Linked DNA regions of Homo sapiens: region 2 is linked to region 1. The links are chromatin loops, found by intact Hi-C in ENCODE. Cell type or tissue: HepG2. All regions are shown on one strand. Each heading gives the region's core, and the rest is flanking DNA. Links, peaks and the distances in the headings are about the cores only.

The links. A loop is a pair of places that touch in the nucleus more often than their neighbours do. Peaks named below come from ENCODE experiments on the same cell type or tissue, not always from the same donor. Only the 100,000 strongest peaks of a DNase experiment are listed, where the experiment ranks them.
Region 2: a loop joins it to region 1, with 3 times the contacts of the local background. A loop is called at or near these places in 2 of 110 quality-filtered maps.

What each region holds. Positions count from the first base shown.
Region 1 is chr1:169,140,750-169,157,497 of GRCh38, forward strand. All of the region lies in intron 11 of NME7 (NME/NM23 family member 7), which reads right to left. Among named protein-coding and RNA genes, the nearest start is that of ATP1B1, 42 kb to the left of the region's middle. In HepG2, for the core only: no CTCF peak of the experiment used is centred there; DNase peaks (open chromatin) are centred at 4,502 and 7,952; H3K4me3 peaks cover 779 bases.
Region 2 is chr1:169,244,243-169,260,990 of GRCh38, forward strand. The region is part of intron 7 of NME7 (NME/NM23 family member 7); the gene reads right to left. Among named protein-coding and RNA genes, the nearest start is that of NME7, 120 kb to the right of the region's middle. RefSeq lists enhancers at 12,464-13,069, 13,070-13,674. In HepG2, for the core only: no CTCF peak of the experiment used is centred there; a DNase peak (open chromatin) is centred at 6,759.

The DNA.
Region 1 (16,748 bases), core at 4,089-12,088:
AATAAAAGAAATTGTAGATATAAAGACCAGTTCTCAAGATTGGTGATTTTCAACTTGGTTGTACATCACAATCACCCTATGGATCTTTAAAGAACCAAAAAGTAGATGCTTACACCCCCACCCTGGAGAGTCTGATTCATTAGGTCTTGGGTAGGTCCTAGACGTCCACATTTTCAAAGAGCTTCACAGACACTTCTGATGTCCACTGGGGTTGAAAGCCACTGCCCTAGTATTGTTTATAAGGACTAAATAAGATCCTTTATACATAGTGCTCAATAAACATTAACCCTAATCTCATCTTTTCCTTTCTCTGTGCCTCAGAGGAATGACAAACTGAAATTAGAAATGCAGATCTTGTTGACAAATGATTTACAATAAAGTTTCTGGATGAAGAAAAAAAAAGAAAACTACTGTCCTAGATAGTTAGTCAAAGTAGGTGCCTCCGAAATCAGAGCCCAAACCAAGCCCATCTGATATCATTATATGTGATCTGGGGAAAGAATAAAACCCCTCACTTAATTTGGCATTTACTAGTATCCACAGTACCTTGGAGGCACTTAACATGGATAATGTGCCAAGGAGACAGGTAGGCCTCAAAAGATGAAGTGGGGAATATGGGCAGAAAAGCAGAGTAAACTTCAACAGGATTACCTTGGGTATTGATAAGGAAATAAAGCAGGCTTACAAGATGAGTTTTATAAACAATAAACAGTGATTCGGGAAAAGGATCTTGGAGTATGTCCTCGTCATTCCCTGAATACTTGGGCCAAGACTGCTGTCTACGAGGCCATCAATGCTGATATGCTGAGTGTCCTCATAAAGGATGTTGTCAATTAAACCCAAGGAATTACAGTACTCTTTACAAGAAAAACAAACCACAGAATATTTTATTTCTTGGGAAGTTCCTATTGCTATACTTCATACACATTTCAGTTAGAAAAGCTCCAAGACAAAAATAATAGAGTTAGAAAATAGAAATAAAAATTTTTTAGAAGATGGAATGCCTTTTTTTTTATAAGGACAGATGAGAAAAGTGAAAAAGCTCTTAGATTGGATAAAAGCTGAGAGAATACATAATCAGAATTCATGAGATAATGAAGTGAATAGCTGGGATGGACTTTGTCACTTAAAATTGGAAAGAAATTGTGAAAGCATATGCTGAGGTAATTTAAGATTTAAGAGAAAATTACTTCATATATTGCTTCATTTAATTTTTACTGTGAAATGTCATTATTTCTACTCTTCAAGTAGATAAAATGAGTCTGAGAAAGGTAATTTTTCCTAAGTCATGAAGTTGGTAGGAGGAGAAGCTGGGGATTTGAACTCAGACCACCTGACTCCAGAGTCTGTGCCCAGAATCACTATACTCCTGGACCTCCCTTATACTTTAGATTTTCCAGAAGGCTAAGGAAAGCCTATATGGCATAGTAAGATTCAAGTTCAACTTTAAACTTTTGATTTACCTTTGAACTCAAGTTCAAATCAAGTAAAAGTCATTAAGAGCTCAGCTAACATCTTTCTATTCATCACTTCTGTATGCTCACAGCCTTTGGGCTGATTTTGAAATAGAAATGCTAGTCTTGCAATATTTTCAGCTAAGCCAGAATAAGATAAGATGTGTTGTTTTCCTAGGAATTAATTTCTCCATTTCTAGTCTTCAAGTTTTAGTAAAACGATGCTTGATGACTTACAGCAATAAATTCTTAACTGGTAATCAAAAAAGAATAAACTGTACTTCTGTTCATAAATAGAGGAAAGAAAAAGAAGCACCTGCAATTTGATAATTATAATAATTCATTATACTGCTTACAAAGGATACAGAGACAGTATGGCAAACTAGAAAAACCCAGGATTACTAGTTAGGAGAGTAATGTTCTATACACTAAGCCATGCAATTTTAGGTGAGCCATTTTCCTTCTTTGGGCAACACATTCCTCAATGGTAAAACCAAGGTGTCGGATTAGAATTTGATTTCCTCAAAACCTAGAATCATGGAATGTTAGTGCAGGAAAGGGGTTTAGAGGAGGGCCTCTCAATCTTTGTCACCTCATGGTGCACCTAGAAAATGCTCATTCTCGCATGGCATCCTGGAGCCGGCACAGGAAGTGGTTAAGGATTGGAGCTGCTGCCTCCAGGTCTCAGAGGATCAATTATTCAGCTCATTTGTAGGGGAGTCCAAGCTTTGAGAATTACAAGTTCAGCCTCATCATTTTCCACATGGAGAAACTAATGCCTAGACACATTTTATGAATTTATAACAACCCATAAATTAAAGTACATGGTATCAATGTATTTTCAGTTGTTATACTATTATTTAACAAATCTATCCCAACCTGACCCCCTTCAGTCCATTTTCCACATGGTAACTGGAGAGACCTCTTAAAAACTATAAACCTGATTATGTCAACGCCCATTCCCCTCAAGGGTTGCCTCCTGATGTTTTGAGGATAAAGATCCATATTCTTAAAATAGCCCACAAAGCCCTGCATGGCCCAATCTCTATTTCTCCAGTGTCACCTCAGGCTTTTTTTTTTTTTTTTTTGCATTTTATATTTCTTCTTTCCTTTTCTAAAACACACCAACCAATTCCCCGCATAAGGGCTTTAGCAAGTGCTATTTTCTCGGCCTGGAGTCAACTACCTTTTTCCTCAGCTGACACTCATTTCAGGCCTCAGTTCAAATGCCATTTGCTAAAGGAAACCTTTCTTAATCCCCCATCTACACCAGGTTCCCCGATTACAACTCATCCTGTCTTTCACTACACAGCAATAATCAGAATTTATACTTGTCCATTTCCTTTTGTGATTATCTGATTAATGTCTGCCTTCCTCATTAGACTATGAGCCCTGAATGGAATGTGTGTCTGAATAGGAGCTCTTGTTCATTACTGTCTCCTCAGTGCTTACCAATTTCTGGTGTATAGGAAAAGTTCAGTGAAATGTTCAATGAATGAATTTACGGTTTAGTTTTGGCTACAGAAGTCTTCCTGGCAACTTCCATTCATTGCACTGACAGCTCTGTACATCACATTTCTTGTAATATGAAACATGGATATGGTTATGCCTTACTTCACTCTAATTAGTGAACAGTATGGGCATTTACTTAAACTTTTCACTGCAAATATTCTCAACAATTTTTTTTTATTGTGGACAACTTTGAGATCTAATAAGCTACGGACCATTTCCCCCCCAGAATGAATACATCCACAACATTTTGCAAACAATTTCAGCCAGTCAGTCCATGGACTAACCCTATGAATAAATTTCAAACTCCTAAATTTGGCATAAAATAATTATATGACTTGAGCCTTAGCTACCTTTCCATGCTCATCTGCAATTCTCTAATGTCTTTTTAAGCTATGCTATATCAAATTCCATGTAGTTTCCCTACATGGAATTAGGGATTGCTCCTGTGAGTAGCTACTACACTGTAGCCTGGGCAACATAGTGAGACTCCATCTCAGGAAACAAAGACAAAAATAAAAAACCAAGGTAAAGAGCTAAGAGAATGGATACATAATATCCCTCAAATGAGAAGACAAACTGGAATACTAGCAAATAAAATTGAATACTTGCAATGTGTAATTATCCACAAAGGCCATTACAAGAGAATATATTATACAACATACACACTATTTCTTCAGCCTGGAATACTATTCTATGTTTTGTTTTTTTTAACATATCCTCCAATACTTGGAGCAGATTTCATATCTAACAGGAGGCTCATCTGATTCTTGTGCTGAAACCCAATAAGGATCAACCTCCTAGCATTTACTTCCTGATAGGGGCTTTCATGAAACCCAGGAAGGATCAATCTCCTAGCATTTACTTTCTGATGTCAATTTCGATAACAATTTTTCCTGGAGAATGTTAAATTCTTTGAGAATGAGGAGTGTGTCTTATTTAGCCGTAGTGCCTAGAACAGTGAATGGCACAAACAGGCCTTCAATAAATGTATGTTAACCTGAGAAGGACCAAAATTATCAATGTGAGAAGAAGCCAGGCACTGTGGCGTGCACCTGCCATCCCAATTACTGGAAGCTGAAGCAGGAGGATTGCTTCAGCAATTTGTTTATTATACAACAAAGTTATTTTTACCCCAGTAAAATGACTAAAAATTGCATTAGCCTAAGGTATCAATGTCAGTATCAGTTTCTGTTACAGAAAATCATCATGTAAACACTAGAACAATGAATTCTTTATTAAAACAAACTGAAGGCAATACTCAGAAAACGTACCATTATGATGACTTTATGGAAAGATTCAAAGCTATGCTGTGTGCTACTATTGTATAACGTTTTATAATTCTCTCTGCCTTGTGAATAGTAAGCAGCAGATTTTAGCTCTCAGATGGAGATTGTAGAGTAACAAACAAGTTAATGGGTAATGAGAAAAGTGGAGAACTTTGCACGGAAAGATATGTACACTGATATTCCAAGCAAAGAAATTATTTTTGCTGTTTTCAACTTGCGGTTTTTATTCATTTACTCAACAGATTAAGCTATTTCTAACTCTAAGGTTGGTACCAAAGGGGACCAGTATTTATCATTAGAAGAATTACCATTCATTACACAATGGAATATAAGCATAATGCATAATGGACTTTCACAGTGTGATTGGGTAGAATCCAACGAGACGGCTAATTCACTCAATTCTGTTTCACTTACTCTGGTGCTCTTCTCTCTTATGCCAGATTCATTTGTTGTCATAAGGCCAGTTATAGAAGCACAGTGGGAGGCGGGGTGGAGGTGAGGACAGAAGCATTATCAGAAGCTTCCATGGAGGCACAGTTTTTAAAATTACCCACTGAAAATCCATAGATAGCCTCATTGTAGCCTCTTTCCAGCCCCTACTCTTGCTCAGACCATAGTGGTAATGACAGAATGGGAGATATCACTCACTGATAGAGTAGACTATTCTGTAAGATGACAAGGTCAGTAAAAGCAGTAAATAAGGGTGTGCTTACAACAAAGATGGAATTCACAATGTATGTTGACCCGAATTTAAAAACAAGAAATAGAATTATGGAGGAAAATCGAATTGTTATAACCCCTAGAAACAAAAACAGCATCCAGCACAATTGTGAGTGCACAGTGCATACCACAAGAGATGTGAGCTAAATGTGGTATAATATGAGAGTATAGTGGGCCTGAAGAAGAAAGTAAAAAGTGGAGAGATACAGCATTTCATATTATTTTTATTGATTCAGAGGGTACATGTGTAGGTCTGTTACATAGATATATTGTGTGATGGTGAGGTTTGGGCTTCTAGCATACCTGTAACCATAATAGTGAAGATTGTACTCAATAGGCAATTTTTCAATCTTCATCCTCTTCTCACTCTCCCCGCTTTTAGAGTCCCCAGTGTCTATTATTTCCCTATGTATGTCCATGTGTAACCATTGTTTGGCTCCCACTTACAAGTGAGAACACAGCATTTAATATTATCGGAGGGAGAAAAGATCCCATACTACACATTTGTCTCAAATAATAAATACATCTGTGGTTTTTCAAAGAATAAGCCCTAATTTCCAAGGCAGACTTCCTAGTCCATAGCTATACCATGAGATGGAAATTTAAATGCTACAGTGATTTGGGGTGATTCACACAGGCATTCTGTATAAATTAAGCAAAAATGAATGTATTTATCAATAATTACAGATAAACTCACCAAAAGTACAGCCAAAGCCCTTTGGAGTATGACATAATTTAGCAATAAAATCAGGTGGTGTACCTAAGGGACAGACTATAACATACATATTCTTTAAATCCCAGTGACCTCTTCCCAGGGGTTAAATCAGAGGAGTCATATCAAATCCAAGAAATATCATCTTTGAATATATTTCAAAAGCCTCAAATGATTAAACCCAATGACCTTTTAATAAATGTAAAATAAATACACAAGGATATCAGCTCTAGGTCTGCCTTACTCCTTCCCTTCCTTCCACAGCCATTTGTCAATAATCAACTAAGTTACTGATAAACAGAGGCTAGGTTCTTGGGATACAAAGGTAAGACATGGCCCCTGCCCTCAAGGAGTTCACACTAAGGGGTGAACTACACAGAAACAAATAATTATTTAACAATACACCAAGTATGTTAACAGAAGTATGTATAAGGACAATGGGGACAAAGAGGAGAAAGTACTTGTGATTTTGTTCCTCATATGACACATTATTATTAGAATGGGAGATGAGAATTATGTACTTGGTCATTCAACAAATACTGACTATGCCCCTCTCATGGGTAAGCACAGTGAAATCACAGTGAGATCAGAATAATCCTTTGGAATTCCAGGGGCACGTGACCTTCTCTCATCCCCCTCAAGAACTCAAAGGCCTCTTGCTGCTGACAATACAGCAGCTTGATAGTTAAGAATTTTTTAAGGAATAAATAACTTTATATTTTTAATCTAAAACTGAGTTGGACAAGTTTGTGAATAAAAATATCAGTTAATAAGGATAAAACCTAAGTAAATATCTAATCATTCTAATTACTTTTGAGGGAGGCCAAATATTCTGACTCTATTTCCTATTATATCTTCCCTCATGCTTAGTTTTTCTAGTCTCACTCCCCATCCTATCATGAACTCTAAAGAAATAATACTTGTTACATTTAAGATCACACAGAAAGGCAGTGAGGTTAGAGAGTATAAATTCTGGACCCAGATTGCCTGGGTTCAAGTCTGTGCTCTGTTATGTTCTAGCTGTGTGGCCCTGGGGAAGTTGCTTAACTCTTCTATGTTTCAGTTACTCATCTGTAAATGAAGTCGTCAATTAATGCATATAAAACACTTAGACCAATGCTTGGCATATGGCCAGGACTCCCTACAAGCTAGTTAATATTCCTACCATATACATAAAAATAAAAAATCAATAAGCAATAAGAAAGAGTTAATGCAAATAAATTTAATAGCAGAGCTATCTTTTAAACTTCATCAAGAGCATGACTGTATCAAATTCGTAACTATATCAAGTAAGCATTTGCCCAATATGAGATTTAAAAGTAACGACTATAGTAGTTTGGATTTCATCTATGCTTAAGAAAGTGTGACTTTGCTGTGGATAAGATACTTTCAAGATGTTGTCTTATTGCTATCTTTGTGGCTAAATTAACATTCAGATTAAAGGTGAGAAGGATATAGCGATTGTTATAACTTCTTTCACAATTATCTCACAGAAAATTGCTCATACAATATTATTTCTTGAAAGAAATAATTTCAATTTCTTGAAAGAAAATTTCTTTCAAGTTTCTTTTATTTTATTTTTTTTTTGAGACAGAGTCTCGCTCTGTTGCCCAGGCTGGAGTGCAGTGCTTTGATCTCTGCTCACTGCAACCTCCACCTCCTGGGTTTAAGCGATTCTCCTACCTCAGCCTCCTGAGTAACTGGGACTACAGGTGCACATTACCACACCTGGCTAATTTTTGTATTTTTTGTAGAGCCAAGATTTTGCCACGTTGGCCAGACTGGTCTCAAACTCCTGACCTCAAGTGATTGACCTGCCTTGGCCTCCCCAAGTGCTAGGATTACAGGTGTGAACCACTGCACCCGGACTCATTTCTTTAAAAGCTTTCCATAACCTGCAAAACCTTCTCAATACATGTGCTCTTGAAAACATTGAGCCTAATATTTTCCTGTTAGACTAGTCTTCTGTTTCCTCTTAAAACAGGAAAGCCCATAACTGTCTAAAGGACAAAGAACAGTAGTAGGTTTAACAATTTTCACCCTAAAGCCAAAGTGGGAGTAGCTGTAATATTTTATGAATGAAAAACAGGATGAATTCTATTAGGGCAACCATGTTTTAGACTCCTTTCTAAGTCACCTCCTAGAATTTTTAATCAGTCACCTAAGAGTTACTTATTAACTCAAAAACTGCTTAGTCACTGACTGAAAAATGAGGCAGGGAGCAGACCAAAGTCAAGAGTTCAGGGTCAAACTGCAGAGAGCAAAGCACAATGAGTGAATTGGTTTCATCTTTCTCCTCAGTCTTCCAGAGCCAGGAAAATGAAGGGACTGGACAGTGTTGGTGGTTGGTAATGTGAACACAATACCAGCTGTCTTAGGTGAGTAGACACAAAAGTCACAGGTTAAAAAGGGCACTTTGTCTCCCTTACTTGATATGTGGATCAAAGCCATGTACCCATACATGTATTGTCCTTGGCATCTTTTCTCAGTTTTCTCTTTCACAAGATGCCCATACACACAATATATTCTATACCAATGCTCTTCTGGAAGTTCTTTCAACTTCAAGATTACTAGAAATAAGAGCACTAGTGAGCATATCTATTTGTTAGTTTTAAGTAATATTTAACTTGCAGGGCGCAGTGGCTGACGCCTGTAATCCTACTTTGGGAGGCCGAGGTGGGTGGATGACCTGAGGTCAGGAGTTTGAGACCAGCCTGGCTAACATGGTGAAATCCTGTCTCTACCAAAAACACAAACAATAGCCGGGTGTGGTGGTGCATACCTGTAGTCCCAGCTACTCGGGAGGCCAAGGCAGGAGATTTGCTTGAACCTGGGAGGCGGAGGTTGCAGTGAGCCAAGATCCTGCCACTGCACTCCAGCCTGGGTGACAGAGTAAGACTCCATCTCAAAAATAATAAAAAAATAAAATAAATAATATTTAACTAAGAGAAGTTAATATTTTAGTTACACATTTCTCTCTACTGCTAGAGGATTATATTTGGTTATTACAGTATTTCCCCCTTATCCCTAGGGGATACATCCCAAACCCCCAGCGGATACCTGAAACCACATATAGTACCAAACCCTACATATACTATGTTTTTTCTTATACAAACATACCTATGATAAAGTTGAATTTATAAATTATGCACAGTTAAGGGATCAAAAACAGTAACAATACAATAGAACAGTTATAACAATATGCTGTAATTACAGTTATGTTGTGAATGTGGTCTTTCACTTAAAACATCTTAAGTACTGTATTCATCCTTCTTGTGATGATGAAGGGTCAAAGCAGAACAGCATGAGATTGCATCATGCTACTCAGAATGGTGTGTAATTTAAAACTTACGAATTGCTTACTTCTGGAATATTCCATTAAATATTTTTGAACTACAGTTGATTGAGAGTAACTGGGACCAATGGAAAGCAAAACTGTGGATAAGGGGAGATTACTGTGATACTGACTTATTGAATTCGGATTATACAGTTCTGATATGAGCCAGTCTTTTAACATCTTTCTAGTTTATGACTTTGGGTCCCTTCATGATTCTTAATCACTTCCATTCAATTATAAAATACTTATTTTATTAGCTGGGCATGGTGGTGCATGCCTGTAGTCCCAGCTACTTGGAGGCTGACAGTGGAGGACTGCCTGAGCACAGGAATTCAAGGCTGCATTGAGCTATGATTGCACCACTGTACTCTAGCCTGGGTGACAGAATGAGACTCTGTCTCTAGTTTACAATATGTATATATATTGTCTCTAATTTACTCTGTATGTCTGTATGTGTGTGTGTGCATATTAAGCCCATAACAAATATTTTTGTGCTCTATAAGACAGCTGAGAAAAATATATTTAAGAGTCTAAGGGCAAGCTAGTCTATCTGTATACTTGTTATAAAAAAGGTAAGGTATATTGTAAATACATTGCATTTAATGGACAAATAGTTGCTAGTATCTCTCTGGATTTCAAGGGCCCTTGCTAACCCCTTAATTTCTCCATTATGATAAAAGATCAAGAATTGGCCAAACTCACTTAATATATTAACATTACTGAAGATCATCATAGTAAAGGCCTACAAAATAGAGACAAGCATTGCTTAGTGGTGATGGAACAAGCTTTTGATTTTATTTGTTTTTAATAAACAGTAGGCAAAGGGATATTTTGGTTGTCTAGAAAAAACATGTATTCTCACTTCCTTTCTATTAACCAGCTAACTTTTGCCTCTCAAACTTCAGCTACAAAAGGGAATCATCCATGAGTTTAATTGTACTGCCAGGTGACAGACAAGAGGGTTTATATGATGAGAAGAGAGGCTGGAAAAGGAAAAAAAAAAAAAAAAGAGGAGCAAGTTCAGATAGGTACAGAGGCTAGCACCTGGGTACTGACCTTTGAATTTCTTGCAAGGCAATATAATTTGCTCTTCAAACATAAAAGGCTACACTAAAAGAATAAAAGCCTTTTCCCCGCTATGTTCCTATAAAACTTTATTTATGGACATTGAAATTTGCATATCACATACTTTTCATGTGTCACAAAATATTATTCTACTTTTGATGTTTTTCAACCATTTAAACATGTGAAAGCCATTCTTAGCTCATGGGCCGCACAAAAACAGGCAGCAAGGGATGGGCCCTTAGACTAACATTGGTTGACTGCTGGATTGGAGCATTAGAGCTTGGGTATGAGTCCCACCCCAGGGCTTCCAGGAGAGGGGGCCCAGGCTGATGCCATCTCCACCCTCATTGCTCTAGGCGGGAAGGCAGAGCTGGTGCTGTATGAGGTGTGGCTGTAGATCCTGGGCCAGCCCTTCACCAAGGCCTTGGAAGATAAAACCAGTCCTGAGTCCCGGGTGCTTCAGGGGCAGCTGATGAAATGAGTGAAGTGGCAGGATGGAGTGGGAGATCAGGGAAGAGGCCTCGAGGGGATGGAGGATGACTGGACAAGGCTTTGGTAGAACTGTGACCCTCTTCACCCGCTCCTGACTCCCCAGCTGACCACCATCCTCAGACCTCTACAGAACTTGACCTACTGGAGGTGGAGGGATTCCAATGAATCCAGGGTGGCCCTCGGTGACCCAGGGCTCAGAGCTGGACTTGGTTGAGGGCAGGAGGCTGGAAGAGATGACCTCCGCTAGTCCCCCCCAGGCTGTCCAGCCCCCTGAAGCCTGTGATGATCCTTCCACCAGGCCAGACCCACTGACTGCCAGAGTGGGTGCCACCTTCTTGAGGGCTGTGCCAGCCCAGGCCCTTGGGTAAGAATGTGTGCACCAGTGTCTGGACACCCTGTGGGAGGCAGAGGGCCTCTTGGTAGAGATGGTCATTCCAGACCTCGGTCAGTATCTCTTTCCCTCTGCAGACCCCCTCCCTCTGTCTATGTCCTCTGTCCATCTGCCTCCTCCCTCGGGTTCATTGCCCCTACATGACCTGATCTGAAGCCTGCCTCCTCAGCCTGCCTTGCATCCTCATGGGAGCCCTCCCATGATAAATTTCCAATTTATCTTTAAAAATACATTATTTGAAACCAGATTTGTTAAAGCCCATAATCAGTTGAAATGAAAAGAAAATCCAGATTTGTGTGGGTTTTATATTTGGTAAAAAGATAATTAAGTAAGTTCTGACAGTGAAATTAGAGTTTTAACTTAGCTGGGATATCATTTATAAAAGAGCCTAACAGGCCTGACACGAAACAGGCCTGCCATAGAAGTTATATATAGCCTTTCCTTTGACTCTACTATATTTATTTTCTAATGGACAAGTTAAGTATAGAATGGTAAAGATAATAATTTAAAAAGATAATAATAATAACCAATATTTAATTGAATACTTCCTATTCTTATTGTTTTACCTATATCACCTAATCTATTTCTTGCTGCTGCTCTCTGAGGTAAGTACTATTATTATTCCCACCATAAAGATGAGGCAATTCAGGCACAAGAGTTTAACCTGCTTGCTTGGACAGCTAGTAAGTGGCAGAGCTAGAATTCAAACCCAGGTAGTCTGATTCCATATGCATTTGCTGTACTGAAAGTACTTAACCCAGTCTGGGCACAAAGTGAGTGCTTTCTATGATCATCATTGCTTTTATTATTACTGGATTTAAGAAAACTATATTGAATGCCTACCCACTGGAGAATTGAGGAATGAACAAAACACACAAGGTCACTGTTCTCATGGATCATAGAGGACAGGGGAGGAGACAGATACTCTTCAAAGAATTACACCTTGATAGTAGAAATAGATCACTTGAAGGAGAAGAAAATTTCTGAATGGTCCTATTTTAGACTACCAGGTCCTTAAGACTTGTTACTGGATGATCAGAGTATACGCGTCCATTACTCCTATTATCTACTCACCTTAAACTCTGCTGCTTGGTTAAAGTTTTGGAACCTTTATCGAGTCACTTCCCTGTTCAAAAACCTTTGATGGCTTCCAGTTTTCTAGAGCCTAAGTAGCCACTGTGTGTCATACATACCAAGAAACTCCCATCCAGCATTTACAGCAAACATCAGTAATCCATCATGGTGATTTTTTTTTTCTATTTGGTTGTAGTTTTATCAATAAATCAAAAACTGGCACTTGAATTGAAACACTTTTGTCATCGTTGACCTAGTTTGCTGTATAGAAACACTGGTTTTGGACTTAGACAAACTTGGGTTCAAATTTCAGCTCTCTGCCACTCATTGGTGGGGTGATCCTGGCCAAGTCATTTCACCTATGGGAGCCTCACTCTCTTAGCATATAAAATGGAGATAATAGAAACTATTCAACAGAGTTTTTAGGTAATGCAGGTAAACAATTTGGCATAGTACCTGGTATATATTGCTTAGTAAATTAAAGTTATTATTTTTATCACTGTTACCATAATGTTCATTATTGCCATCAGAAAGCTTTCCAAAGTCTCCACAATCTAGCTCTAATTTACATTTCCAAATTTATCTCCCATACTCTACCAAAGGAACCCTCCACTTCAACCAGAGGAACTCAATGTCTCCTAAAACCAGCCTGCCATGTTCTTTTTCTGTGTGTATAAAAATCTGCCTTATTCTTCAAATACCATTTCATTAAATTCATGAAATTTATTTCATGAAATTTTCCTGACCCCCTTCAGCCACACTCATACTGCTCTCCATTGAACTCTCATACTTACTGTTTCTAACACTTCATCATACACTATCTGGTAACATTCTCTTATGCTGGTGTTTAATTTTATATTACAATTTAATTTTACATTTTTTTTTATCTTTTCCATCTAAACCCTCTACTTTTCTTTTTCTTTGAGACAAAGTTTCGTTCTGTCACCCAAGCTGGAGTACAGTGATGTGATCATGGCTCACTGCAATCTCGAACCTCCCAGCCTCAAGAGATCCTACCACCTCAGCCTCCTGACTAGCTGAGACTTTAAACACCTGCCACCATGCTCGGCTAATTTTTTTTTTTTTTTTATTTTTTGTAGAGACATCTCCCTCTGTTGCCCCGACTGGTCTTGAACTCCTGGGCTCAAGTGATCTTCTTGCCTTGGTCTTTCAAAGTGTTGGAATTACAGGTGTGAGCTATTGTGCCCAGTCAAATAGGGATAATCACATTTTATTTTTTGAAACAGAATCTCACTCTGTCATCCAGCTGGAGTACAGTGGCATGATCACAGCTCATGGCAACTTTGACCTCCCAGGCTCAAGCAATCTTCCTGCCTCAGCCTTTGGAGTAGCTGAGACCACAGGTACATGCCACTACACCTGGCTAATTTTTGTATTTCTTTAGAGACTGGGTCTTGCCATGTTGCCCAGGCTGGTCTCAAACTCCTGGGCTCAAGTGATTCTCTCACCTCAGCCTCCGAAAGTGTTGGGATTACAGGTGTGAGCCACTGTGCTGGGCAGAAATGTGTATCTTCAAAACAATACCTGGTGAAATGACTGCGGATTCATATCAATGAATGAATGAAATTTAAATAAAATAACATGTGGTAGTTAACTTAAAATTAAGCCATGGATTAAGGAGATAAAATTAATTTTTAATTCCTCATGTTACATTGAAGAACTCAATATTATAAAAAAATCTCTGGCTTTTTATTTTGAATTTGAAAATCAGAGGCCAAGCACGGTGGCTCACACCTGTAATCCCAGCACTTTGGGAGGCCAAGGTGAGCAGATCAGGAGTTCGAGACCAGCCTGGCCAATATGGTAAAACACCGTCTCTACTAAAAACATGAAAATTAGATGGGCATGGTGGCGTGCACCTGCAGTCCCAGCTACTCAGGAGGCTGAGGCAGAAGAGTCGCTTGAACCCGGGAAGTGGAGGTTGCAGTGAGCTGAGATCAAGCCAGTGCACTCCAGTCTGGGCGACAGAGCAAGACTCTGTCTAAAAAAAAAAAAAAAATCAGAATTTTCTACCTTTGTCCATTAGTCCTAGTTAAATAAATATTTTTAAAAATATTTGTGCCCATGTATAAGTGTTAAAGAATACTCTATTTCTCCAAATAATTATAAAGGATTTTTTCTTTATTTTTAAAATATGTTTTTAAAATTTGTATAATTTAAAAAAATTTTTTTTTAAGATAGAGACAGGGTCTTGCTGTGTTGTCCAGGCTGGTCTTGAACTCCTTGGCTCAAGCAATCCTTCTGCCTCAGCCTCCCAAAGTGCTGGGATTACCACAGCACCTGTCCCAATTTTCTTTAACATAGATAAAATCACCACTCGCAGGACTCAACTAGTTTACATTCCTCTTTGACCTATGAAATGTGATATATGTTTTCCATATCAAGTTTGAATAAAATTATCAATCAAAGACTCCATAAGCATGTGTAACTTAGCCCAGTTGCTCCCAACCACCAGATGGTGAGGGTCTAGGATGACATTTCACTGCTTTCTGGCAAAATGGGAAAAATGAGGGCAACAAAGCAGTGATGAAGCAAGGGTTGGCAGGAGTAGTCCACCCTGGGGAAGGGGCAGTATTTTCTCACTGACGTTGTTTGGAACTGCCTGTTTATGGTGATAACAAAAAGCAGACAAACTATTAGTGGATTCTATTATTGTTTTAAAATGATCTACAGAAGATGCAATGCTGTTTTGCCTGTGCCTGAAGTGGACTGCTTCGACCATCATGCCTTTGGCATGCAATAGCAATAAAGTGAGCTTCAGGTAAAGCTGAATTTATTCAGTTGAAGAGACAGTCCATTATTCTGTGATAAAATGCTGTTGGTGATTAAATGTCCTTTTAAAACAAAACGATGATGATGGGAAACAAATTTTTCTAATGTCTTCATTTGTTAAATTTTAAAAACTTTATCATTGTGTCTATCCCTGAAGTGGGTTTTATTACTGTTTAGTTTTTTTTTTTTTTTTGAAATGTTCCAGGTCTGTGAAATGTCAAATCTGACAACAGCTTGACAAAAATTAATCAAGAGAACAACTTGACTTAATGGAGAGTGCACAGTGTTTTTTGGCTCAGAACAGTGGCTCTCCAAGTGTGGTACTCTAAACCAATAGCATCAGCACTAACTGGGAACTTGTTAGAATGCAAATTCTCAGGCTCTATCTCAGGTCTACTGAACTAGACACTGGGGGGTACAGCCCAGCAATCCGTATTTTTAAAAAGCCCAGCCAGGCATGGTGGCTCACACCTGTAATTTCCAACACTTTGAGAGACCAAGGTGGGACGATTGCTTGAGCCCAGGAGTTCTAGAGCAGCCTGGGCAACACAGGGGGACCCTGTCTCTACAAAAAAAAATTAGTGGGGCATGACGGTGCATGCCTGTGGTCCTAGCTGCTAGGGAGGCTGAGGAGGGATCACTTGAGCCTGGGAGGTCGAGGTTGCAGTGAGCTGTGATCATGCCACTACATTCCAGCCTGGGTGACAGAGTGAGACTCTGTCTCAAAAAAATTAAAAAAAAAATTAAAAAGCCATCCAGGAATTGTGCTACTGTTTGAGAACCATTTCCCAGGGAATAGGTAGAGAAGATGCAAAAAGTGCTGAGACAAAATGCCTGGAGATTCTTAAATGCCCCCTGTAAGGTCACTTTTAGTCCAATGATTGTGTCTATTTATTTTATATGGATTTTCCATAGTTATTAATTAACCAATTTATACAAAATAAATTAATCTAAAATAATCCTAGAGTCTTCGGCAAATGATTTTATAAGTGCCTATATAAAGTGGGATAAATTATATTAAATACAGTTCTTAAGTCATTAAGCTTGTTACTTTTCAGATTCAGAAGGCAGCCTATCTGAAGAAAGGTGGAGCTGGCACTGTACTTGAGAAACAGAAAGACCTATGAACCTGTAACTCCCTTTGAATCTAGCAATGAACTTATGCCCCACTATGACGGGATATAGGAGGGAATGTGAAATTGCTCCTTATCCAAGATTCTTTTATCTGAGAAAACAACCAATGCTGATGAAATACTAACTGGGCCATAAAGAATTACAATTTGATAGCTTAAGGCCTCTTATATTATCATGATGTTTTTACGATGAATGTAGAGACTTCTGAAATATCAGGTTTGAGAAGGAAGAAAAGAATCCATGCAAACCATTCGCTTTCCACATGCACATATTTCAGGTTTTACTTGAATAAACAGCAATGAAAGAAGATGCTGGTGGACGTGGCCTTTTTAATTGATACATAATAATTGTTCACATTTTTGGGATGCTGCAGTGGACTTTTCTGGCAACTGGCAGGTGGAGGGAATGGTGAGATGTGGTACTTGAAAGTGGGGCTCACTCTCATCAGGTCATTGAGACATTTCCGCCACATAAAGAGAGAGAGGGTATGGAGGTGCACTGTCCCCATTCATGATATATTCCCACATGCATTTACTCAACAGACTAAAAGCCTGCAATATGTTAGCAGCTGGAGATACAAAAGTCCCTTATAAGCCCAGGTCCTCAAGGCACTTACACAACCCACAGGGAGAATGACAAGAGTTGGTCCCCTGTACACCTCTGAGCCACATGACCATGCCAAATGGTGAGTGCAGATTTGATGAACCTGCAGATAACTATTTTAAGCTGCAAGAAACCCAGGGCCTCTGCCCTTGTTACCCTCAGCATCCATGCAATA
Region 2 (16,748 bases), core at 3,456-11,455, 100 kb after region 1:
TTCTTATCAATTTGGCAGAAAAAGGAGGAAAAAAAGATCACTTTATTGTTTATTAATAGTTCTAGAAAACTGCTTAATAGAGAGAACATCATTAAAAATTAAGTTGTTGGCCAGGTGCGGTGGCTCACGCCTGTAATCCCAGCACTTTGGGAGGCCAAAGGTGGGAGGATGATGAGATCAGGAGATCGAGACCATCCTGGCTAACACGGTGAAACCTCATCTCTACTAAACAAAATACAAAAAATTAGCTGGGCATGGTGGTGGGTGCCAGTAGTCCCAGCTACTCGGGAGGCTGAGGAAGGAGGATGGCGTGAACCTGGGAGGCGGAGCTTTCAGTGAGCCGAGATTGCACCACTGCACTCCAGCCTGGACCACAGACTGAGACTCCATCTCAAAAAAAAAAAAAAAAAAAATTAAGTTGTTAAAAAGTAGATGCATAGTATTCTTCAAAATTCTAACAAAATTGGTTTTCATAGTTAATAATCTAATAGTTTTATTTTGCCACATGTATCTATATCAAAAATATTTCTTGTGAAAATAACTTATTCTGATGTTAAGGTCTTTCCTGGCATCAATATTTTCCCTTGATATCACAATATCTACCACCTGGGTGCGGTGGCTCATGCCTGTAATCCTAGCACTTTGGGAGGACAAGGTGGGTGGATCACTTGAGGTCCTGAGTTCAAGCCCAGCCTGGCCAACATGGAGAAACCCTATCTCTACTAAAAATACAAAAATTAGCCAGACATAGTGCCACATGCCTGTAATCCCAGCTACCTGGGAGGCTGAGGCACAAGAATCGCTTGAACCCAGGAGGCAGAGCTTACAGTGAGCCAAGATTATGCCACTGTCCTCCAGCCTGGGTGACAGAACAAGATTCTGTCTCAGAACAACAACAACAAAAATAAAACAAATAAACAGAAAATCATAGTATCTATCATCTATAATATACCTCACAGCAATCTTGCAGCCAATGAGCCCCTTACACTGTAGAAACACTTGAAAAATATCGTTACCATGAATGTTAAACTTACTGGATGTAACAGCAAGATACAGATGACAACAAAACCCTACTCACGAGCATGAGAGCCCATGAAAAGGACACTTTGGTGAGCAAAACAACTTACAAAACTGAAATTTAAAGAAGCGACCAGGCTGTTGTACAAGATAATTCACTATCACCTGTATGCTTTGCTTCACAATCCATATAATAAACAGGGGTGGTGGGAAATAAAACGAAACGATTTTTAAAAATGAAAAAATGTCAACAAGGAAATCTTGCAGTTTATTTTGGAAAGAAACTGAAAGAAAAGTTTTAATCGTGATGTAGCCAAGAGTACACGAACTAATAAAACTGGTGCCTAAAATAGACATGTTTAATATTAATAACCATAACCAATTTAAATCAAATTGGAAGGATATGATTTCCTTTAAAATTTAAATCTAGTGAAATAAAATTCAAAGCCATTTTAACTAAAAAATAGACGTGTATCTTTAAAACATGATTAGTGTAAAGACAAATCAAAAAACTAGAGATTATGAGAGTTTAATGTTCAATGCTAACATATAAAAGAAATCACAAGTGTTACTAAAGTCAACAGAAGGAATTTAATACTAATCTTGGCAAACATGCATAACAAATAACCTTAGGCATAAAAACCAGGTGGAAAAGCTTTCTGTCTCCTAGAGAGCAATATGTTACTAGGCAATACCACTTCACTGATAATCTTCCTGTAATTTTTAATGGAAGCACTCAGATTGGTTTAAGCTACAAATGTCTATGGTTTTCTGCCTTGCAATAAGGAAAAATATTGTAGAATTATATTAAATCAATTGCAGACAAGAGTCTGGATTCCAGACCATCCTGGGCAACATGGTAAAACTTCATGTCTACAAAAAATATGAAAAAAAAAATTAGCCAGGTATGATGGTGTGTGCCTGTAGTCCCAGATACTCAGGAGGCTAAGGTGGGAGGATCACTAGGGCTCAGGAGGCCAAGGTTGCAGTGAGCTGAGATGGCACAACTGCAATCCAGCCTGGGTGACAGAGCGAGACCGTGTCTCAAAAAAGTAAAAACAAATCAAAATAAATAAGAGTTTGGATTCCACAGAATTGTTAAATTGGGAACCAGTAAGGCACTTAGGTCTTAATGGATCTCAAATTAATCCATCAGGTGATCATAAAACCCACATTAGTAGAAAGTAGCTTTTAAAAGACAGATTTAATTCATCCAATAGATTTCTGATCCTCCACTAACACCACATACCCAAATCTGAAATTCACATTTTTCCTTACCAATTTCCTAACAAGAACAAGCTGTACATTCCTTACAAGGTAGTAAAAAGAGTAACCAATAGAACTTTATTTTATTTGTATTTTTTTTTAGAGGTGGGGCCTTGCTATGTTACTCAAGCTGGACTTGAACTCCTGGGCTTAAGTGATTCAACTACCTCAGCCTCCCAAGCAGCTAGGACTACAGGCATGTGCCACCATGCCCAGCTAATTATTAAAAATTATTTGTAGAGACAGGGTCTCACTGTTGCCCAGACTGGTATCAAACTCCTGGCCTGAAGTGATCTTCCCACCTGAGCCTCCCAAAGTGCTGGGATTACAGGCATAAGCCACTGCATCTGGTCCAGTATAACAACACCTTTGTAGATATACCTACAATATGGTGACTTTGTGTACTGAAATTCATCAAGATGCAATTAAGTGAGTAGAAAATAATAAAAACAGGCTCCATACCATCATAGGGACAGCAGAGAAGACCTATGGGAATGAAGATTTCCAGGAAAGAGTAGTCAGGGGTTCCTCCTCACTGTGAAGAAAGACAGGCTCAGCATGCAAAGGAAGCTAAGAACAGCTATACCTTGGTTGAAATAAGATCACAGTTTTAAAACAAGGACAGTCTAAGAAAAACAAAATAAAGTACGGTACTGAGTAGATAGGCTGGAAACTGAAAACTGTGTAAGATTGGGTAAATAGGTCATATGAAGTCTAAAGTCAAAGTCAGGTTAATACAGAAAAGTTAACCACACAATCACAAAGTAAAATTAAGTTTCTACAGCACAGGGTACTGCCAGCTATGGATAGAGTGAGCTGCTTCCTAATCTTAAGAGGCCAGTCTCTATGTGGTTGGAGTAAGCAAATGTCCCATTAGAAGCCAAATCCATGTTTCTAGGAGATTTTCATGAATGTTATTATGCAGGGGCTATTCTCATTATATGAAAATCTCAGTTTTTAAAATTTTTTTATTTCAATAGTTTTTGGGGTACAAGTGGTTTTGGTCACACGGATGAATTATATAGTGGTGAAGTCTGAGATTTTAGTGCACCCATCATCCAAGTAGTGTACATTGTACCCAATAAGTAGTTTTTTAATCCCTCACCCCCCTCAACCCTCCCTCTTCTGAGTCGCCAAAGTCCATCATAGAATTCTGTATGCCTTTGCATACCCGTATCTTGGTTCCCACTTATAAGTGAGAACATACGGTTTTTGGTTTTTCCATTCCTGAGTACTTCACTTAGAATAATGGCTTCTAGCTCCATCCAAGTTACTGCAAAACACATTATTTCATTATTTTTATGGCTGAGTAGTATTCCATGGTGTATATATATCACATTTTCTTTATCCACTCATTCGTTAATGGACACTTAGATTGGTTCCATACGTTTGCAACTGTGAATTGTGTTGCAATAAACATATGCGTGCAAGTGTCTTTAATATAATCACTTATTTTCCTTTGGGTAGATACTGAGTAGTGGGATTGCTGAATCAAATGACAGATCTACTTTTAGTTCTTTAAGAAATCTCCATATTGTTTTTTATACAGTTTGTACTAATTTACATTCCTACCAGCAGTGTATAGGTGTTCCCTTTTCACCACATCTATGCCAACATCTATTATTTTTTGACTTTTTAATAATGGCTATTTTTGCAGGAGTAAGGCAGTATCTCATTGTATTTTTAATTTGCATATTCCTGATGATCAGTGATGTTTAGCATTTTTCATATGTTCTTTACCATTCTTATATCCTCTTTTGAGAAATGTCTATTCATGTTATTTGCCCACATTTTGATGGGATTTTTTTTTCTTGTTGATGTACTTGAGTTCATTGTAGATTCTAGATATTAGTCCTTTGCTAGATGTATAGTTTGCAGATATTTTCTCCCACTCTGTGGGTTGTCTATTTATTCTGATAGTTATTTCTTTTAATGTACTGAAGTTTCTTTTATTTAATTAGGTCCTATTTATTTATTTTTATTTTAGTTGCATTTGCTTTTGGGGTCCTACTCACGAATTATTTGCCTAAGCCAATGTCCAGAATAGTTTTTCCTAGGTTATCTTCTATAATTTTTATAGTTTCATGTCTTAGATTTACATCTTTGAACCATCTTGAGATGATTTTTGTATAAGGTAAGGGATAAGCATCCAGTTTCATTCTTCTACATGTGGTTATCCAGTTTTCCCAGCATTATTTATTAAATAAGGTGTCCTTTCCTCAGCCTGTGTTTCTCTATGCTTTGTTGAAGATCAGTTGGTTGTAAGTATTTGGCTTTATTTCTGGGTTCTCTATTCTGTTCCACTGCTCTATGTGCCTACTTTTATACCAGCACTATTTTTGTAACTACAGCCTTGTGGCAAACATCTGATAATGTGATGCCTCTACGTCTGTTTTCTTGTTTGTTTGTTTTTTTGCATAGGATTGCTTTGGCTATTCAGGTTCTTTTTCTGGTTTCATATGAATTTTAGAATTGTTTTTTCTAATTCTGTGAAAAATGATGTTGGTATTTTGATAGGAATTGCACTGAATCAGTGGATTGCTTTGGGTAGTATGGTCATTTTCATGATATTGATTATTCCAATCCATGAGCATGGGATGTGTTTCCATTTGTTTGTGTCATCTATGATTTCTATCAGCAGTGTTTTGTAGTTCTCCTTGTAGAGATCTTTTACCTCCTTGGTTAAATATATTCCTAGGTAATTTATTTTTTTCCAGCTGTTGTGAAAAGGACTGAGTTCTTGATCTGATTCTCAGCATGGTCATTGTTGGTGTATAGCACTGCTACTGATTTGTGTATATTGATTTTGTGACCTGAGACTACGGAATTCATTTGTCAAATCCAGGAGTCTTTTGGAGGAGTATTTAGGGTTTTCTAGGTATACAGTCATATTATTCATGAACAGCAATAGCTTGATGTCCTCTTTTTCAATTTGGATGCCCTTTGTTTCTTATCCTTGCCTGATTGCTCTGGTTAGGACTTCCAGCACTATGCTGAATAGAAGTGGTGAAAGTGGCATCCTTGTCTTGTTCCAGTTCTCAAGGGGAATACTTTCAACTTTTCCCCATTTATTATGATGTTAGCTGTGGGTCTGTCATATATGGCTTTCATTAGTTTTAGGTAAAGTTCCTTTTATATCTGTTTGTTGAGTTTTTTTATACGGGGATGCTGGATTTTATGAAATGCTTTTTCTGCATCTATTCAGATGATCATAGAGTTTTTCTTTTTAATTCCTTTTATCAGATGTATCCCATTTATTGACTTGCATATTTTAAACCATCCCTGCATCCCTGGAATGAAACCTACTTGGTCATGGTGTATTATCTTTTTGATGTGCTGCTTGAATTAGCTAGTATTTTGTTGAGGATTTTTGCATCTATGTTCATCAGGGGTATTGGTCTGTAGTTTTCTTTTTTTCTTATGTCTTTTCCTGGTTGTGGTATCAGAATGATACTGGCTTCATAGAATGAGTTAGGGAGGATCCCTCTTTCTTAATCTTTTGGAATAGTTTCAGTAGGATTGGTCCCAGTTCTCTGAATGTCTGGTAGGATTCAGTTGTGAATCCATGTGGCCCCAAGCTATTTTTTTTTCTTGGCAATTGTTTTGATTAGTGATTCAATCGCACTGCTTGTTCTTGGTCTGTTCGGGGTTTCTATTTCTTCCTGGCTTAATCTAGGAGTGTTTATGTTTCCTGGAATTTATCCATTTCCTCTAGATTTTTTAGTTTGTGTGCATAGAGGTGTTCACAGTGGTCTCAAATGATCTTTTTTATTTCTGTGGGGTTGGTTGTAAAGTCTCCAGTTTCATTTCTAATTGAACTTACTTTAACCTCTCCTGGTTAATCTAGCTAATGGTCTATCAACTTTGTTTATCTTTTTGAAAAACCAACTTTTAGTGTCATTGATCTTTGGTATTTTTGTTGTTGTTGTTGCTGCTGTTTCAAATTCATTTAGATCTGCTCTGATCTTTGTTATTTCTTTTCTTCTGCTAGCTTTGGGTTTAGTTTGTTCTTTCTCTAGCTCCTTGAGGTATGATGTTAGGTTGTCAATTTATCATCTTTCAGATTTTTTAATGTAGGTATTTAGCACTATAAATTTTCCTTTTAGTACTGCTTTTACTATATTCCAGAGATTTTGATAACTTGTGTCAATATTATCATTCCTTTCAAAGAATTTTTAAAATTCCATCTTGATTTCACTGTTAACTCAAAAATCATCCAGGAGCAGATTGTTTAATTTCTATGTATTTGTATAGTTTTGAGGGTTACTTTTGGAGTTGATTTGTAGTTTTATTCCACTGTGGTCTGAGAAGATACCTGATAACATTTCGATTTTTAAAAATTTATAGAGACTTGTTTTGTGGCCTAGCATATGGTCTATTGTGGAGAATGTTCTGTGTGCTGATTAAAAGAATGTACAATCTGCAGTTATTAGGTAGAATGTTCGGCAAATATTTGTCAGGTCCATTTGTTCTAGAGTGCACTTTAGGTCCATTATTTCTTTGTTGACTTTCTGTCTTGATGATCTGTCTAGTGTTGTCGGTGGACTGTTGCAGTCTCATACTATTATTATTTCATGTCTATCTCATGTCTTAGGTCTAATAGTAATTGTTTTATGAATCTGGGAGCTCCAGTGTTAAGTGTATATAAATTTAGGAATATAATATCTTCTTGTTGGATTGATCCTTTTATCATCATATAATGACCTTCTTTGTCTTTTTTTACTGTTGTTGCTTTAAAATCTGTTTTATCTGATATAAGACTACCTACTCCTGCTCACTTTTGGTTTCCATTTGGAGTGGAATATCTTTTTGCACTCCTATACCCTAAGTTTATATGAATCTTTATGTATTAGGTGAGTCTCTTGAAGACAGTATATATTTGGTTTGTGATTTTTAAAATCCATTCTGCCAATCTGTATCATTTAAGTGGAGAATTTAAGCAATTTATATCCAATGTTAATATTGAGATGTGAGGTACTGTTCCAGTTATCCTGTTACTTGTTACCTAGATACTCTGGTTTCTTTTTTTTTTTTTCTTTTTTTTTTTATTATACTTTAAGTTTTAGGGTACATGTGCACATTGTGCAGGTTAGTTACATATGTATACATGTGCCATGCTGGTGCACTGCACCCACTAACTCATCATCTAGCATTAGGTATATCTCCCAATGCTATCCCTCCCCCCTCCCCCCACCCCACAACAGTCCCCAGAGTGTGATATTCCCCTTCCTGTGTCCATGTGATCTCATTGTTCAATTCCCACCTATGAGTGAGAATATGCAGTGTTTGGTTTTTTGTTCTTGCAACAGTTTACTGAGAATGATGTTTTCCAGTTTCATCCATGTCCCTACAAAGGACATGAACTCATCATTTTTTATGGCTGCATAGTATTCCATGGTGTATATGTGCCACATTTTCTTAATCCAGTCTATCATTGTTGGACATTTGGGTTGGTTCCAAGTCTTTGCTATGGTGAATAATGCCGCAATAAACATACGTGTGCATGTGTCTTTATAGCAGCATGATTTATAGTCCTTTGGGTATATACCCAGTAATGGGATGGCTGGGTCAAATGGTATTTCCAGTTCTAGATCCCTGAGGAATCGCCACACTGACTTCCACAATGGTTGAACTAGTTTACAGTCCCACCAACAGTGTAAAAGTGTTCCTATTTCTCCACATCCCCTCCAGCACCTGTTGTTTCCTGACTTTTTAATGATTGCCATTCTAACTGGTGTGAGATGGTATCTCATTGTGGTTTTGATTTGCATTTCTCTGATGGCCAGTGATGATGAGCATTTTTTCATGTGTTTTTTGGCAGCATAAATGTCTCCTTTTGAGAAGTGTCTGTTCATGTCCTTCACCCACTTTTTGATGGGGTTGTTTGTTTTTTTCTTAAAAATTTGTTTGAGTTCATTGTAGATTCTGGATATTAGCCCTTTGTCAGAAGAGTAGGTTGCGAAAATTTTCTCCCATTTTGTAGGTTGCCTGTTCACTCTGATGGTAGTTTCTTTTGCTGTGCAGAAGCTCTTTAGTTTAATTAGATCCCATTTGTCGATTTTGTCTTTTGCTGCCATTGTTTTTGGTGTTTTAGACATGAAGTCGTCGCCTATGCCTATGTCCTGAATGGTAATCCCTAGGTTTTCTTCTAGGGTTTTTATGGTTTTAGGTCTAACGTTTAAGTCTTTAATCCATCTTGAATTGATTTTTGTATAAGGTGTAAGGAAGGGATCCAGTTTCAGCTTTCTACATATGGCTAGCCAGTTTTCCCAGCACCATTTATTAAATAGGGAATCCTTTCCCCATTGCTTGTTTTTCTCAGGTTTGTCAAAGATCAGATAGTTGTAGATATGCGGTGTTATTTCTGAGGGCTCTGTTCTGTTCCATTGATCTATATCTCTGTTTTGGTACCAGTACCATGCTGTTTTGGTTACTGTAGCCTTGTAGTATAGTTTGAAGTCAGGTAGTGTGATGCTTCCAGCTTTGTTCTTTTGGCTTAGGATTGACTTGGCGATGCGGGCTCTTTTTTGGTTCCATATGAACTTTAAAGTAGATTTTTCCAATTCTGTGAAGAAAGGCATTGGTAGCTTGATGGGGATGGCATTGATTCTATAAATTACCTTGGGCAGTATGGCCATTTTCACGATATTGATTCTTCCTACCCATGAGCATGGAATGTTCTTCCATTTGTTTGTATCCTCTTTTATTTCCTTGAGCAGTGGTTTGTAGTTCTCCTTGAAGAGGTCCTTCACATCCCTTGTAAGTTGGATTCCTAGGTATTTTATTCTCTTTGAAGCAATTGTGAATGGGAGTTCACTCATGATTTGGCTCTCTGTTTGTCTGTTATTGGTGTATAAGAATGCTTGTGATTTTTGCACATTGATTTTGTATCCTGAGACTTTGCTGAAGTTGCTTATCAGCTTAAGGAGATTTTGGGCTGAGACAATGGGGTTTTCTAGATATACAATCATGTCGCCTGCAAACAGGGACAATTTGACTTCCTCTTTTCCTAATTGAATACCCTTTATTTCCTTCTCCTGCCTAATTGCCCGGGCCAGAATTTCAAACACTATGTTGAATAGGAGTGGTGAGAGAGGGCATCCCTGTCTTGTGCCAGTTTTCAAACGGAATGCTTCTAGTTTTTGCCCATTCAGTATGATACTGGCTGTGGGTTTGTCATAGATAGCTCTTATTATTTTGAAATACGTCCCATCAATACCTAATTTATTGAGAGTTTTTAGCATAAAGGGTTGTTGAATTTTGTCAAAGGCTTTTTCTGCATCTATTGAGATAATCATGTGGTTTTTGTCTTTGGCTCTGTTTATATGCTGGATTACATTTATTGATTTGTGTATATTGAACCAGCCTTGCATCCCAGGGATGAAGCCCACTTGATCATGGTGGATAAGCTTTTTGATGTGCTGCTGGATTCCTTTTGCCAGTATTTTATTGAGGATTTTTGCATCAATGTTCATCAACGATATTGGTCTAAAATTCTCTTTTTTGGTTGTGTCTCTGCCTGGCTTTGGTATCAGAATGATGCTGGCCTCATAAAATGAGTTAGGGAGGATTCCCTCTTTTTCTATTGATTGGAATAGTTTCAGAAGGAATGGTACCAGTTCCTCCTTGTACCTCTGGTAGAATTCAGCTGTGAATCCATCTGGTCCTGGACTCTTTTTGGTTGGTAAGCTATTGATTCTTGCCACAATTTCAGATCCTGTTATTGTTCTATTCAGAGATTCAACTTCTTCCTGGTTTAGTCTTGGGAGAGTGTATGTGTCGAGGAATTTATCCATTTCTTCTCGATTTTCTAGTTTATTTGCGTAGAGGTGTTTGTAGTATTCTCTGATGGTAGTTTGTATTTCTGTGGGATTGGTGGTGATATCCCCTTTATCAGTTTTTATTGCGTCTATTAGATTCTTCTCTCTTTTTTTCTTTATTAGTCTTGCTAGTGGTCTATCAATTTTGTTGATCCTTTCAAAAAACCAGCTCCTGGATTCATTAATTTTTTGAAGGGTTTTTTGTATCTCTATTTCCTTCAGTTCTGCTCTGATTTTAGTTATTTCTTGCCTTCTGCTAGCTTTTGAATGTGTTTGCTCTTGCTTTTCTAGTTCTTTTAATTGTGATGTTAGGGTGTCAATTTTGGATCTTTCCTGCTTTCTCTTGTGGCCATTTAGTGCTATAAATTTCCCTCTACACACTGCTTCGAATGTGTCCCAGAGATTCTGGTATGTTGTGTCTTTGTTCTCGTTGGTTTCAAAGAACATCTTTATTTCTGCCTTCATTTCGCTATGTACCCAGTAGTCATTCAGGAGCAGGTTGTTCAGTTTCCATGTAGTTGAGCGGTTTTGAGTGAGATTCTTAATCCTGAGTTCTAGTTTGATTGCACTGTGGTGTGAGAGATAGTTTGTTATAATTTCTGTTCTTTTACATTTGCTGAGGAGAGCTTTACTTCCAACTATGCGGTCAATTTTGGAATAGGTGTGGTGTGGTGCTGAAAAAAATGTATATTCTGTTGATTTGGGGTGGAGAGTTCTGTAGATGTCTATTAGGTCCGCTTGGTGCAGAGCTAAGTTCAATTCCTGGGTATCCTTGTTGACTTTCTGTCTCGTTGATCTGTCTAATGTTGACAGTGGGGTGTTAAAGTCTCCCATTATTATTGTGTGGGAGTCTAAGTCTCTTTGTAGGTCACTCAGGACTTGCTTTATGAATCTGGGTGCTCCTGTATTGGGTGCAATATATTTAGGATAGTTAGCTCTTCTTGTTGAATTGATCCCTTTACCATTATGTAATGGCCTTCTTTGTCTCTTTTGATCTTTGTTGGTTTAAAGTCTGTTTTATCAGAGACTAGGATTGCAACCCCTGCCTTTTTTTGTTTTCCATTTGCTTGGTAGATCTTCCTCCATCCTTTTATTTTGAGCCTATGTGTGTCTCTGCACGTGAGATGGGTTTCCTGAATACAGCACACTGATGGGTCTTGACTCTTTATCCAATTTGCCAGTCTGTGTCTTTTAATTGCAGAATTTAGTCCATTTACATTTAAAGTTAATATTGTTATGTGTGAATTTGATCCTGTCATTATGATGTTAGCTGGTTATTTTGCTCGTTAGTTGATGCAGTTTCTTCCTAGTCTTGATGGTCTTTACATTTTGGCATGATTTTGCAGCGGCTGGTACCGGTTGCTCCTTTCCATGTTTAGCGCTTCCTTCAGGAGCTCTTTTAGGGCAGGCCTGGTGGTGACAAAATCTCTCAGCATTTGCTTGTCTGTAAAGTATTTTATTTCTCCTTCGCTTATGAAGCTTAGTTTGGCTGGATATGAAATTCTGGGTTGAAAATTCTTTTCTTTAAGAATGGTGAATATTGGCCCCCACTCTCTTCTGGCTTGTAGGGTTTCTGCCGAGAGATCCACTGTTAGTCTGATGGGCTTTCCTTTGAGGGTAACCCGACCTTTCTCTCTGGCTGCCCTTAACATTTTTACCTTCATTTCAACTTTGGTGAATCTGACCATTATGTGTCTTGGAGTTGCTCTTCTCGAGGAGTATCTTTGTGGCATTCTCTGTATTTCCTGAATCTGAATGTTGGCCTGCCTTGCTAGATTGGGGAAGTTCTCCTGGATAATATCCTACAGAGTGTTTTCCAACTTGGTTCCATTCTCCCCATCACTTTCAGGTACACCAATCAGACGTAGATTTGGTCTTTTCACATAGTCCCATATTTCTTGGAGGCTTTACTCATTTCTTTGTATTCTTTTTTCTCTAAACTTTCCTTCTCGCTTCATTTCATTCATTTCATCTTCCATCACTGAAACCCTTTCTTCCAGTTGATCGCATCGACTCCTGAGGCTTCTGCGTTCTTCACGTAGTTCTCGAGCCTTGGTTTTCAGCTCCATCAGCTCCTTTAAGCACTTCTCTGTATTGGTTATTCTAGTTATACATTCTTCTAAATCTTTTTCAAAGTTTTCAACTTCTTTGCCTTTGGTTTGAATGCCCTCCAGTAGCTCAGAGTAATTTGATCGTCTGAAGCCTTCTTCTCTCAGCTCGTCAAAGTCATTCTCCATCCAGCTTTGTTCCGTTGCCGGTGAGGAACTGCGTTCCTTTGGAGGAGGAGAGGCGCTCTGCTTTTTAGAGTTTCCAGTTTTTCTGTTCTGTTTTTTCCCCATCTTTGTGGTTTTATCTACTTTTGGTCTTTGATGATGGTGATGTACAGATGGGTTTTTGGTGTGGATGTCCTTTCTGTTTGTTAGTTTTCCTTCTAACAGACAGGACCCTCAGCTGCAGGTCTGTTGGAATACCCTGCCGTGTGAGGTGTCAGTGTGCTCTTGCTGGGGGGTGCCTCCCAGTTAGGCTGCTTGGGGGTCAGGGGTCAGGGACCCACTTGAGGAGGCAGTCTGCCCATTCTCAGATCTCCAGCTGCATGCTGGGAGAACCACTGCTCTCTTCAAAGCTGTCAGACAGCGACATTTAAGTCTGCAGAGGTTACTGCTGTCTTTTTGTTTGTCTGTGCCCTGCCCCCAGAGGTGGAGCCTACAGAGGCAGGCAGGCCTCCTTGAGCTGTGGTGGGCTCCGCCCAGGTGGAGCTTCCTGGCTGCTTTGTTTACCTAATCAAGCCTGAGCAATGGCGGGCGCCCCTCCCCCAGCCTCGCTGCCACCTTGCAGTTTGATCTCAGACTGCTGTGCTGGCAATCGGCGAGACTCCGTGGGCATAGGACCCTCCAAGCCAGGTGCGGGATATAATCTCGTGGTGCGCCATTTTTTAAGCCTGTCAGAAAAGCGCAGTATTTGGTTGGGAGTGACCCGATTTTCCAGGTGCTGTCCGGCATCCCTTTCTTTGACTCAGAAAGGGAACTCCCTGACCCCTTGCGCTTCCCAAGTGAGGCAATGCCTCGCCCTGCTTCGGCTTGCGAACGGTACGCGCACCCACTGACCTGCGCCCACTGTCTGGCACTCCCTAGTGAGATGAACCCAGTACCTCAGATGTAAATGCAGAAATCACCCGTCTTCTGCGTCGCTCACGCTGGGAGCTGTAGACCGGAGCTGTTCCTATTCGGCCATCTTGGCTCCTCCCCCTCTGGTTTCTTTATTGTTATTGTTTTATAGGCCCCATTAGTTTTATGCTTTCAAGAGGTTCTATTCTGGTTCATAATTGCCTTTTTCTTTTAAAGTTTAAAACTCCTTTTAGCATTTTCAATAGAGCTGGTCTAGTAGTAACAAATTCTCTCAGCATTTGTTTGTCTGAAAATGACTTTAATTCTCCTTCATTTACAAAACTTAGTTTTGTTCTGGATACAAAATTCTTGACTGACAGTTATTCTCTTTAAGAAGGCTAAAGATAAAACTCCAATCCCTTCTGGCTTAAAAGGTTTCTGCTGAGGAAATCTCTTAGTTTTTCAAGCAAACACAATGAAAGAAGACTGAAATGATAATTCAAGACCATGGATCCATTAACTTTAACATGAACAACACAAAGTAAATAAATGTTGTTCCTTACCTATAATTAGTTTGAGTGTTTGTTTCTATTTTAAAAAGACATAGGCCTGGCACAGTGGCTCATACCTATAATTCCAACACTTTGAGGGGCCAAGTCAGGAGGACTCCTTGAGTCCAGGAGTTTGTGGCCAGCCTGGGAACCATAGTGAGACCCTGTCTCTACAAAAAATAAGAAATTAGCTAGGTGTTGTGGCACGTGTCTGTAGTGCCAGCTGCTCTGCTTGGGAGGCTGAGGTGGAAGGATCACTTGACTGCAGGAGGTTGTGGTTGAGGTTCCAGTGAGCTATGATCAGGTCACTGCACTCAGCCTGGATGACAGAGTAAGACCTTGTCTCAAAAAAAATAAAATAAAATAAAATAAAACATATATATATATATATATATATATATATATACACACACACACACACACATACACACACACATATATCTTCTCATTCTCAAAGTTAGCCTTTGCACAACATTTTTTTTAATAAACAGGTACGTTGATTTTTACTTATTCTAACTTTCCAAAGTCACAGTTAAGGAAATTCACAAATTTAGACATCTTATTATAAGAACACTGTTTCTTTTGTTTGTTTTAAATGGCTCTGATTCCCTCAGCACTGGCAAGGCTTATATTGCCATTCATAGATAGACTTAAAAATAGACTAATACCACAACACGGATCACAAGGTATATAATTCTTGCTCCTTTTCTGTTGTAAGCATATACTATATACACTGAATATGGGCCTCCATTTTCTTCTGTTATTCCCCAGCATGGTTCTATAGATAGGTACAGCTTTGCTATCTGGTGATTCTCAAAGTGTGGTCCATGCAAAAATATCTTTAGCATGACCTGGGAACTTATTACAAATGCAGATTCTTGGGCTCTAAACCAGATATTCCAAATCAGATACTTTGGAGTCAGGGCCCAGGAATCTATATTTAATCCAAGTGATCCTGATGCACACTAACGTTTCAGAACCATTACTGCGAGTAAGGTCTCTGAGAACAACAAAGCATCACAACTACTCCTTTGGCCATGGAAAAGGTGATATAGCTGAAAATTTTTATATTTTAAATTGTAAAATATTGAATACATTTTACATTGTAAAATATAAAATATACTTTTATGGTAAAATATATAACAGATATGCTCAGATTAAATAATTTTAAAGTGAACATCTACAGTTATCATCACCCACATCAAAAGCCCACCCTCGAAGCCCTCTATATATGCCTCCCAATCATGACCCTTTCTTCTCTTAGGGGAGACACCTACCTGACTTTGGAATAAACTTTTCTTTATAGTTTACCACCTACATATGAATTCTTGAAATATGTGGTTGATTTTTGCCTATATTTGAACTTTTTGTGATTAGAGTAATACAGCATATATGCTTCATGTCTTTCTTATTTTGCTCAAGTTCATTACTATGAAATTCATTCATTTTGTTGTGTTTCCTTCTATTTGAAAGGGAAGGAAGAAAATGCAACAATGTAAACAGTTAGAATCTCTGGATGGTAGGAGTAAGTGATTTTTAAAATAGACATTTGTCTGTATTTCTAAATTTTTCTACTAAGATGAATTCCTGAGTAAAACTTAGCATTTCCCACCTCTGTATCAAATAATTTGAGGTGCATGTTTTGAATCACATTAACAGATTAAATAAAAATCTATGATGCAAAGCCAAACCTTGTTTCATTTATTAAACTTTCATTTCATATATGAAACTTCATATTCTGATTCAGCCCAATACTTAAATAAGATTTGGCTTAAAGATTTTCTGACCTCAAATTCAGGATATTCTGAAGAATAACTTTTAAAAACGGAGAAGAAAGTCTGTGGCACAGACCTGTAACCACAATTTCAAGAGTCATTTTTAAGCACACTAGAGTCACTTTAGTTCCTTCCAATCTGCTTAAATTGAAATCCTTAATATTATCCTAGAAGACTACCCTCCCTTTGATAACAAGGCTGTTCTTCAATAACCACCATGAAACTGCTCTGGTGAAATAACTGGGATGAGTAACTCACTTCCTATTTTGCACACATAGAAGTCACAGTACGTATGCTAAGTGTTAAAAGAGACATAGTAGATGTAAGTTGGTGATAGGTTAGAAAAGAACTAATAACTAAAATAAGTTAGAACTTTGAACCATAGGTTTTCTAGAGTAAGTAAGATGTGTGAATATATAGAAAAGCAAAGAAGGGTACCATTTATTAATCCATTCAAAAATCAATTACACTGACCATGTCCCTTCAATATTTTTCATGTCAACTCCTCCCATGTTTTAACTTATTATTTGGAAACCCAAGCTTTTCATAGACTTTTCTGAAAGATACTACCTTTTCTTTAGAAATCGTCCCTCTTTCTTCCTCCTAAGAATCAATTATAATTATCTTGCCAGAATGTCAGCATTTATAATCTGCCATGTAACTTGAATCATTTTTTCAAGTCTTATAAAATGAGATCATGCTACTTTGGGTTTTCATGTTTTAAAACATATCTTGATAAAGTAACATCATGTGTTCTGAATCCTGGATCACAGATTCATAAAGATTAGCCCAGCTCTTGGGTAGAAGAAAAAAAAAAAAGCCTGAAAAGCAGAACCACAGCATGGTAGGAGGAAACTCTTGTCTTCCTTTTGTCATTGTGCAATTACGCAGATGTTTAATCTGCAGAGGAAAGGGTTAGGAGGATACATAGAAAACCAGTACTAGAGGATCCTCCAAAGCAGAGGAGTGGGCACATTCTATCTTTGCTACAAACTCTTTTTTAAGATATGTTTTCCTCAGGTCTAAATCATGTGTAGCTATGCTCAGCATTAGTTACCATGAGTTCTAAAATGGCATGGTCCTCTAACAGACAAGTGAATGAAAAACAGGCAAGAGGAGTGGCACTGTCATCAAAATTCTGCATAAAGCTTACATTAATGTTGTTCTTCCTAGAAGTATCTGTGCATACATAGAACCTACTGGGTCAACAAATGA